Linked DNA regions of Homo sapiens: region 2 is linked to region 1. A link is a loop called in an ENCODE intact Hi-C map of the cell type or tissue named here. Cell type or tissue: Caco-2. All regions are shown on one strand. Links, peaks and the distances in the headings refer to the core of each region. The heading gives the core; the rest is flanking DNA. Region 1 overlaps LOC107985255 (a long non-coding RNA gene). Region 2 has its middle 130 kb from the start of LINC01696.

Region 1 (5,385 bases), core at 200-5,199:
GATGTAGGTGGGAACTTTTGGGTATGTGAAAATGGTCTATGTCATGATTGTGTTGGTAGTTTTGATTACAAACATTTCTCAAACCTCATCAACTTGTATTCTTGAAGTTGGTGAGTTTTATTGTATGTAAATTTTATCTCTATAATCCTGATTTAAAACATATATATTTGCCCTCCTTTTAGGGTAAAAAATGGTTCAGTTCTTAGAAACATTCTAACCTATCTCTTGCTTCTAAAGGTGAGTAAAAACATGTCAATTCCTTCTAATTAGTTAACCTGCCCCAAGAGTAGAGAGAAGTTTTCTAATACAGAGGGGGACAAAGTTGGTTTCTTAGTGGATCCCCCCAGTCGTCAAGGGACACTTTACTACTTTTCTTTCCCCAGAATTGATCCTGTCAGTGGCCCCAGTATTCCAATTTTCATGGCCACAGCTCTGAGTATCCCAGATATGAATATCCTGGCTCTGATGAAATAAAGGTCAGCAAACAAAACACTGGGAAATTATCTCCCTTCTCTTGACTTCAGTTCTTACCCTAAACAAAGGGAGATGGGTGGATAACAAGGATTTTTCATGGTACTTCCAGCTCTAAAAGTGTACTATACAATGCTGCCTTAGATATTCAGTGTATATTGGTGTGTGCATGCATAAATATGTTGTTAATAATGTGGGTTGAACAAGAGAGAGGTGGACGCTACAGAGTTGACAGATTATTTCATCTAGTTAAAACAGCAGAAGTCTGAATGATTTATGGGAATTCTTCAGAGTGTATAATGCTTATTAATTTAATAAAAATGGTTATTGCTTATAATAATGGAAACTACTTAATAAAAATAAGATGGAAATATCCTTAAAGTAATAATTTGATTTCAGCTCTGATTCTTCTCATGTTAACTTCTCTGGCCAAAACTCAGTTTCTAACACTAGTGCTACCATTTGACTCCACCAGAGGGGTCTACTCTGAGCCCCACAGTTTAGCAGGCTCCTCTCTGTCCTACTCTTCCAACTGCTCTCCACTCCATGGAATGAAAAGTCCATGGGCAGAAAGGACATGCCTACCCAGTGACTGTGGTTTCCCTCCCACCTCATCCATCTAGACCACACTCAGAGTACCTAGACCCCACAATCCCCTGCCCAATCAGCTTGGAGTTCACTGCCAGCAGCTAGGTAGGTTTTCTCCCAGGTCTTTCTGTTTTCCCATGCCTCAGATTGAGGGGAAGAAAGAGGTTTAGTGATGAAGATTGGACACAGCTTGATTATACAGACTGTGGCCTTCACATGCATGCTCACTGAGGCCCTTGTGATGCAACTCACAGACAGCAGTGGGAAGAAAAAGAAGGGTCATAGGTCAGGGACCAGGTGTCCCCATGTCCCCATGCTACCACGTTCAGCAACAGAATTCTGAGGAGTCTAAGAGTTCTGCATGCACACTGGGGAGTAAGGCTGTTATAAATGTCAATGTAGACATTTAGAACATAACTTATTTAACAGTTAGTTGGTTTGATTTAAAATGTTTAAATAGGTAGACATATGGAATATGAGCCTCCATTTGGTACTTTTGCCTTGGGGTTCTGTAACCATTAGGAGCAGGCCTGTTCAGAACCAGTAGACAGGTTGAGGGTGTTTACTTGCTATAGGCAATGTACCTCAGCCTGGGCTTACATAGAAATGTCTGAAGTGCACCATCTCTGTGCCATTGACTCCCTTCCTGTTATTGAATGCAAGAATTTAGACCATGATTTTCAATGCTCTGAGTCCCTTCTATTTATCATTCCACTTAATTTAAAACAAAATAAGTGGAAGGATTCTCATTATAAACTCTGATTAGTGGTATATTTAATATATACTGACCTTAATTTTCTACCACAGAGATTAGTTTAGGAGAAAGCCAAGTCTAGCATGAAAAGATTGGGGAAGGGAGGTGTTTTCAAATGAGTTCAAAAAAAAAAAAAAAAAAACCATTAAAAGTAATTTTGAGCTGTACCAGTTAAATTGCTAGCCAGGAAAGGGGGCAAATAAGTCAAACAGAAAACAAGCAGATAATGAAGTACTTGGAGAATTTATAGGATACAACATTTACCAGAAATAGAAAAAATACATAGGTAAAAAAATAAAAGCAAGGCCTATTCAGCTTCGTAAGGCCAGCTTTGATTAGTTCTCAGGCTTTCCACTGGAGAGAGAGAAAGGGGTGTGTGTGTGTGTGTTTGCACGTGTGCACACGCAGGCGTGTGTAAGGATGAAAAGGGCACGGGGGGAAAAGTCCCTGCAAACAGCTCCTTGTTGTTTGCAGAAAGTAACCTGACCCATCAGGTTATCCCCCGTGGTGGTCATATTTTCATCTAGCTCCCTTATTGGGAAACAAAATATATCTCACAAGACATTCTCAGCCTCCCTAGAACTTCTGGTGTCATCAATTTGCCTTCAGAGTCCTGCAGGGTTAAGAAGAAAGTGTGGAAGTCTTGCTACAGCAGAGAGATTTAATGATTAACTGTGGGGTTGACAGGTGTCCAGAACACCCAGTAATCTTGACATTTTGATGTCAAAATAAACTTACTGGAAGCAGGTATGTGGGTTTAAAAGACATGTCCATATGGTGTCTGCTTATTTCACATGAGGAGTCATTTTTATGATCTATAGTGCGTTTCCAAAATACTTAAGCCATGACTCAGAGACCCACTCAGACTGGGCAGACCAGTGCCAGTAGCCCACAGGCTGGGAGCAGGTCCCTGGCTGGGCTAGATCAGGGAGGACAGGCAGAAAGCCTTTAAGTGCTGCAAGATCCTGTGTTCTACCGGCCTCATGGGGCATTTAAAAAACATGACACATCTCATTAAAATCAACTTTAATTTGGTGGATATAAGATTTTGCGAATGCTATTAATCCACTCAACCACTGAGTGTAATACAGTGGGAAAGCACCAGGCAGGGATCAGGAGACTTGGCCCCATCCAGCTGAGTAGGTCACTTGCCTTCCCCACCCCGGCCACCTACCTAGGGCTAACTTTAGATGACACTGAGGCATGCCCCAGGAATTGAAAAATGAGGGAAACAAGAACAGTTGTTGAAAATGATTAATTTCACACAAAGTATATCAGAGTAGAAATCTTTAAAATGGTCTGAAAGGGAGTCTAATTTCCTGGATAGTGTCCATTTAAAAGATGAGCAATGAAAATATAGAACACAGGGAAACAGAGCCGTCCATCTGAGTACTGCTCAGTGGAGAAAGCGCTCTGAAGGGTTAATGGGGGTTTGAGGCACCTGGCAGGTGGACCCCTGTGTAGGGAGGCGCTGGGCAATATTAAACCTGGAAGACCCACAGACACTTCCTCCTGAGGCTAAGCTCCACAAGAACCCTCCTAATTACTAGTTGGCTTCTCATGTAGCTTATCTAGAGGAAGAAATTATGTTGGCCAGAAAATGCAAGTGTAGTGTCACCTTGGAAGTTCTAGCTGAAATTGTGCGCTAGGCTGGGTGTGGTGGCTCACACCTGTAATTCCAGCACTTTGGGAGGTCAAGGCAGGCAGATCACCTAAGGTCAGGAGTTCAAGACCAGCATGGCCAATATGGTGGAACCCCCTCTCTACTAAAAATACAAAAATTAGCCAGGCGTGGTGGCACACGCCCATATTCCCAGCCACTAAGGAGGCTGAGGCAGGAGAATTGTTTAAGCCTGGGCGTTGGAGGTTTCAGTGAGCAGAGATTGCGCCACTGCACTCCAGCCTGGGTGACTGAGTGAGACTCCAACTCACAAAAAAAAAAAAAAAATTAAAAAATTGTGTGCTAATAAAAATGTTAGTCTCTTGTAAATTTTTTCTGACTTTACCATTTACTAGCTGGTGTCCTTGGGCATGTTACTTTCCTCTAAATCTCAGATTCCTCATCTATACAAGGGAAAATACAACCTCACCATTCTCCTGGGTTTGCTGTGAGAGCTTAGTGATTAAAGCATGTATTTAGCACAGTGCTGGGCACATAGTATTGTCCAATAAATGTCAGCTAGTACTGTCACTGTGTTCTTTTCCCTTCCTCTTTTCTCTTCTGCCTGCTTCTTATCTTTCCACCCATGTACGCTCCACCTGTCTACTCACTCATCTACCCAGCCCAGCCAGCCAGCTAACCATTCAAGTAAATTTAGCAGTCATTTACCATCCAGTAAAATGTTTTAGGGACCAGGGAATGGGCTAGACACTGAAGCTTCAAAGATAAATTATACATAGTTCATTTCCCCAAGGGCTCACTCTCTTCCAAACACTGGAGGCTGCCATCCTCTAATATAAAGAACATGTAATAGGTGCAGCTGTATTGAACACTTTGATGTTATTATCGATGGTGAGTATCAGTCTCCCTGGTGAACTCTAGGATACAGATAAAATTGAGTCTCTGAACCTGTAAAGCTGAGGGATGATCTCCAAACCTTAATGAATCAGCAGTCTTATTAAGCCTTTTAGAAGCCAGGCCTCTCGTGGTGACATTCCTCTGTATTTCCTTTTACTATGATTCCTCCGTGACAACTTCTACACTATGCATTATGATTCAAAATGTTTGCACATGACAAAATCTGGCTTTAGTAGAATATTTGATGTTGGTACCATAACCCTTTAGGCCAGACTGTCCAAGTCCTATGGATAACATATTTCCAAATGTCTATTATTCCCCTTATGTAAGTTTTCCCTTAACACTATTTTCATCCCTGCCATCCCTGGCCCCCTGCCCAGGAGATTAGAAACCATAACACAGCATCTATTCACTATAAGGTGCTGTTGGGACTGAGAGCATTTGCCTTCCTGCAACGATATTAACAAACTCAAAAGTCCTTGAAGAAAAATGTTTCAGTGGTCACCACCTTTACTCGTGTTTCCACCTAGACTCTCTGAAAGACAGGGTGGGAAGAGTTTTCCACAACTATAAATGGATTTGAAAACTCAGTGAAGAAAATTATCTGTCTCTATGGAGAGCCAGGGTGACATGACAGATAATTAGCAGGACGACCTGTTTCTCTGAGATGGGAAGCTTAGCCATATCAAGGACTTAAAGCCCCCAGTCCTTCTTATATCCCCTAGTGAATTCATTCTCTGCAAACAACCAGCTCTGCCAACTGATAGTGACTTTCACCTTGAATCCTTCAAAGTCACCTTTCTTTGAAAATCCCTTCACTATGACACAGAATAATAATAGCTTTGCTAACTTGGCTGCAGTTCATAGGATATGTTGGGTTGGAAGTGAGTTGAAACCCAGAAGAACTGACCTGTCCAACAGGATCAAGCCTTGAATATGGATGTGCCTCATATACTGTCTTTCTTCAAGGGCAATTACTCATTTTCTCCTTTAGAGTATAGAGCCTGAGCAACTAGAGAGTTTTCCTGATATATATTTAAGTGGATAGAGAGTT
Region 2 (5,385 bases), core at 104-5,103, 94 kb after region 1:
TGGCTTGGAGGCTTAAAATTTTATTTTTAGTTCTCATAATTGAGTCATTTGTTGGAGGAAGAGCAAGTACTACAGGTTTCTCTAATATTGACCTCTAAAGCAGAGGATCTGAAGGACAATTAGACTATGTTAAACAGTGTTAAAGAGACTGGTTTTGCTACATGAACAGTAAAGCCAACATGGTTTTAATAGAGTAGCCATATCTCTCTTCTTGCCTCCCTTCATCTTGTCATCCTACAGAAGCAAGCAGAGCCAACGCTCAACTGACCATGCCAAGGAAAATGTGCCATACACATTCCTGAGACTCCAAGGCCTTCTCTGTAGGGCTTGGTGTTTTGCCCAGTTAATCTCTTCTTCCTAACTGTTGAATTCAGTTAGTAACATCTCTTTTCATATTGAGGGTCTCTTGTACTTGCTTCCTTATTCTTGGCTACGTTTCATTGAGTTTGGCTTATTGTTGCTTTGGTCCTGTTAAAGGCTCTTACCTAAACATTAAGGGAAGAATTATGGGCAGAGATTTTCCTTTAACCAAATAAGCCATTTCACAGGAGGCTTACATAGATTCACTAGACATCAGTAAAACAAGAGTAAGCCTCCATGCCACCCCTAATCTGCCAGCACCCAAAGGGAGGAAAGGGCAGCATCCCTGGTCCAGAGTGATAGCTCTCACAGTGCCAAACAGTGTGAGGACCATGCAAGAATACAGATGAACAGACATTGTCCTAGCAGCATGTGTTTTATGAAAAAGTACCGAGTCCCATTTTGGTCAGAAAGGTCATCAATCCTGTTGCTGGTTTTAGCATGGACAAGTGTGCTAGGATCCCCCAGAGAGAAGCGGCCACTTGGAAGTAAGCATGGCCCTTAGGAGGTGTGGCTAGATATTCAAGTGCTGGACCTCATGCCAAGAATGCACTGCTTCTTTCAAATTACATCCCTAAAACCAGTCACATCTTTCCAAATCTAATATAACATTTGCACCTAAATTCAAATACAACTCTTTCTTACAGTTGAATGAATCACTTTGTGCCTTGGTTTTTTCACTTAAAAATACTGAAAAGAGGCCAGGTGTGGCAGCTCATGCCTGTAATCCCAGCACTTTGGGAAGCTGAGATGGGCGGCTCACTTGAGGTCAGGAGTTTGAGACCAGCCTAGCCAACATGGTGAAACCCATCTCTACTTAAAAAAATTAGCCAGGCATGGTGGCAGCTGCCTGTAATCCCTGCTACTTGGAAGGCTGAGGCATGAGAATCACTTGAACCTGGGAGGTGGAGGTTGCAGTGAGTCAAGATCGCGCCACTGCATTCCAGCCTGGATGGCAGAGCAAGACTCTGTCTCAAAAATATAGATAGATAGATAGATGATAGATGATAGATAGATAGATAGATAGATAGATAGATAGATAATAGCATCTGCTTCTTAATGTTACTATGATGATTAAATGAGATTAGAATAGTGCTTGGCATACAGTAAAAACTCATTAAATGCTGTCTAGTGTTATTGTCGTTGCTGTTGTTATAAGTTAAAATCCACAAGCTTTAACTTAGAGTAGAATTTGGAAATTGGAAAAAGTAATTTCAAGGCCCAAGTTTCACCAGAAAGGAACTTCCCTGAGAAACCCTTATCAATACACATCCAAGTAAGTGAAGGAATGCAGTATTATATCTTATTTGGCAGAACGTTTTCCTTCTGGGTCTATTTCACTCATTTATAGCCCCAATGAGAGAATGCTGATTGGGTTGCAGGGAAAGTTGGGTAAAGTTTTCATAGCCTAGAATATTCTTGATAATAACTAGAATTTATCCAAGAAATTAAAATATAAGATCATCCACAGGTTATATATCAGTAATCAAAAGTGAGTATATTATTCTCACTCGGTTTGCTAATGGTTGAAATTGCTCAGCGGGGTAGTGGAATAGTAGAGACCAGATGCTAAGATTCTCTGGTCCTGGGGAAGCAGGTTTTCCATAGGGTCTCCATAGCACAGGTCACGGTGACATTTACCATAACTGGCAACTGGTGCACAGCTCCATAGTAAACATGGAAATGACTTCACTGTAACTAACTTGCTAGCTCCATGTTTTAAGAATTGTGCAAGAATCACTCATCTGCATAGAGAGTACTGATGGTTACACAGCATGTATTTAATGCCAGTGAACTGTACACTTACAAGTGGTTACAATGACAGATATGTCTATCTTGCCACAATAAAAAAATAAAGTTGCAAATAAAAAATAAACAAAAATAAGCACCACCCCGTCTTTAGCCCAGAAGATAGGACATCGTAATACATCTACCCACCAAATGGTAGGACAAAATAGGTAGTAAGTCCACGGGTGAGAAAGTTGACTTGAGGAGAGGAAAACTAGCCTATGAATCACATCTAATTAATTTCAGAGAGTATCAGCTGGTATTCAAATATGTACAGCCTCTTATGTATGCTGGGATGGAAAACTAACAAACAGGAAAGAATGTGTCTCCATAGTTTAGCAAGGTAGCCAAGAAGCCGAAATAGATTCTGCCCGTAAAATGCTATTAGAAATCTACTCAATTAAGGCAACCCCTTACTGTGAGGCCCAATTTCTTTGGCCACATTTTTCACTCTATATGGGTGAGGTTGAGTAAGGACGCCAGCCCAAGTTTATGGGTCTTCAAGTCTTCTTTTAAGAAGGCTTTTAATCCCTCTTTTCAGGGAGGCTGGTCTCGCCAGGAATGGCAAGCTTGCCAGGAACCTACGGTCTTTGGCGCCACTCACAACACTGCTAACTGCTGCTGTCACCACTCTTGTAGGGGGTGGTCTCCTGCACGGCGCCTGCTGCGCCCTCTAGTGTCATCAACGGTCTTGTGCAGTTCTTTGTGGGAAAGGGAACAAGGCTTAGAGTTATTCAAAGCCTAACCTCCAGCGATTTTCCTTTCTGGACTCCTTGGTTCATAGAGAGCGCCCTCAGGGGTCATGGCAGAGGGGAGCCCTGGGTATCCTGTGTATCCGTGTGTATACCCAGGAATTCGGGTCACTTAAAATTCTTGCATTCCTCTTCATTCATTTTCCAGTGAAGTTCAACAGCACACATACAATAGCAATTCTAGAAACTATTCTGGACAGATAGGTCTCCAGGGTGCAGAGGCTAAACAGACACTAACAACAACTATGGCAGAGCCATGTTGAGGCTCACAGCCCTGTTTTTTCCCCCTAAGCCTATGTCTAGACTGTACATCCCAGCCAGCCTTGCAGTTAGCTATGACCAGTAATTGAATTCTAATCCATGTGTAAAAAGCCATATATAAAGAAACAATGAATTTGTTTAGGCTCTTAAAAACTCCCACACTTCATCCTCCTTTTTTTTTTCCTCATATGCTAGCTGAATGAAAAAGATTTCAAGTTCCTGGAGGACAGTGGGCTATAATATGGGACACCATCCAGGGAAAAACATGGACTTTGGTCTGTGACATGAGCGAGAAATAAACTTTTATGGTATTAAGCCACTAAGATTTTGAGTCTGTTCATTATATCAGAAAGCATTACTTGGCCTAACTAGTACATTGACCCTGTGATTCTACTTTCAAAACAGCATGCTAATAAAAAAGCAGTGATGCATATAATAATTTTTAAAAAGAAGATAATAAGGAGGAAAAGTTGTATATTTTTCATTAAAAAACTATCCCTTGCTCAATGATATAAAAAGCTTCCAGTAAACTGACCATACAAGAAATGATTGTTAAGTGAATCTATTTCAGTAATGAAAACCATTATAAAACCAGTTATATTTTTTCTGAAGAAAAAACAGCCTTTTATGTGGTAAAATTACATGTTTAAAGATATAATAAATATTTTATAAATCAAAATTATAAAAGGAGAGCAGAATAATTTATCACAATTATGTACTATTATATACCATATAGAAATTATCAATATTATATATCACTCTAGACTTCAAAGGAAGTATCTGCATTATGTCAAACGGTGAGCATTACTCAGCTGCCAGAATTTCATTGTCAGAACCTCATCGAGGTAGGCTCTGTTCTTTTGTCCAATGATGGCAAGGAAGAAAAGTACCCTGACCATCTGGCAGGGATGCTCTGGTGGGCATGCCTGCCTTGGGCAGGTATGGGATGGAAGTCTGAGACCTCTTTTAACCCTGAGTGTTTATGCCTTAGCAAAGGAGCCAAATAATCTCCAAATTCCATAAGTTTTATGAGGCTTAATGTGAGGCCATATTTGGAATTCTTGTAGCAATTTTTTACTTATTTTGTAAAAAACTCCCAATTCTAAATTCTAATTAAGAAAAGCACAAATGCATATGATGAGGTCTTCCTAGCAATTTCCTTGATGTTCTTTTGGAATACAAAATTATACTGATTTTACATTACCTGAGTTTTCACTAACTCAAGTATAAAGGGAGGGGGGGAAGAATGTGAATTCTTTCATCCTAAAGAGCTATCAGCATTTCAAAAGCAAGAAAGTCATTCTGCAACTTCCCTGTCTATCTGGGAGGGGAAAAATGAATTTAAAATAAAGCAAATGGTTAAGAACTAGTGTTAATTGAAGATCAATCAGGAGTTAACCTACATTACGTCTGAAATTATAGTGCTAATTGATGGAATGCTAGGATTCAATTTAAAAGCAGATGGTTCACATACAGATTTTCACAACTCGAGTAATATAAAAGATTAGATATCCTGCCATATTTGTTTACCCTTTCAATAGGCAGGAAGGAGCTCCTTCAAAGATGCACATGTAAAAGAAGAAAACTTCCTCTCTAGTTTCATTGGTTTAATTTCATTGGGGGCCTAGGCTTGGGATGAAGGTAGGTAGGGGCAGGGTCTGAGCGGTGAGTAGATACATATTACCAAACATAAATTGCCAGTACGCTTTCTGTTTAACTGCTGTGCACATGAAATCTCTGTTCCCAGCAAGGAGAAATTTGCAGGCTGGTTGCATTCATCACCAGAAAAAGCCCTGGATTTTCTGCTGCTGTTGTGTTTGGTGGCTTGTTTTAATTAGGGACCAGGAAATTGATCAGTTTTAGCCCACCAAGCACGAATTCCAGCTTAGACTCTTATTCTTTTCGCCACCATCTTCAGAATTAATTTCTACAGTTCTTCAGCTGCATCAGCATTTTGACCCTGTGTTCAGGTGAATCCAAAACAGTTGCTTGAGTTGGTCAATACAAACATGAAAAATCATGAAATACAGTCGAGAAAATCATCGTTTCAGTCAAAAAGTTGATATAAATGCAGTAAGAAAAGCCTAAAGTTCACCTTTTTGATGAGAAACAAAGGGCTGTGAAGAGATTTTACTCTAAGGCAAAATTTAAGACAAATGCTTTTAAAATGTCACTATCTCTACAACCTAAAGAGCCCTAGGCACAGTGTCTATGTGTATCCTTT

What was found. Hi-C counts contacts between places; a loop is a spot of excess contacts. Peaks named below come from ENCODE experiments on the same cell type or tissue, not always from the same donor. Only the 100,000 strongest peaks of a DNase experiment are listed, where the experiment ranks them.
Region 2: a loop joins it to region 1, with 2.6 times the contacts of the local background. A loop is called at or near these places in 4 of 110 quality-filtered maps.

The regions. Positions count from the first base shown.
Region 1 is chr1:209,093,625-209,099,009 of GRCh38, forward strand. All of the region lies in intron 1 of LOC107985255 (a long non-coding RNA gene), which reads right to left. Among named protein-coding and RNA genes, the nearest start is that of LINC01774, 120 kb to the left of the region's middle. In Caco-2, for the core only: no CTCF peak of the experiment used is centred there; a DNase peak (open chromatin) is centred at 2,707.
Region 2 is chr1:209,188,003-209,193,387 of GRCh38, forward strand. No RefSeq gene overlaps it. Among named protein-coding and RNA genes, the nearest start is that of LINC01696, 130 kb to the right of the region's middle. RefSeq lists an enhancer at 2,593-2,702. In Caco-2, for the core only: a CTCF peak has its summit at 2,829 (motif pointing left); a DNase peak (open chromatin) is centred at 2,819.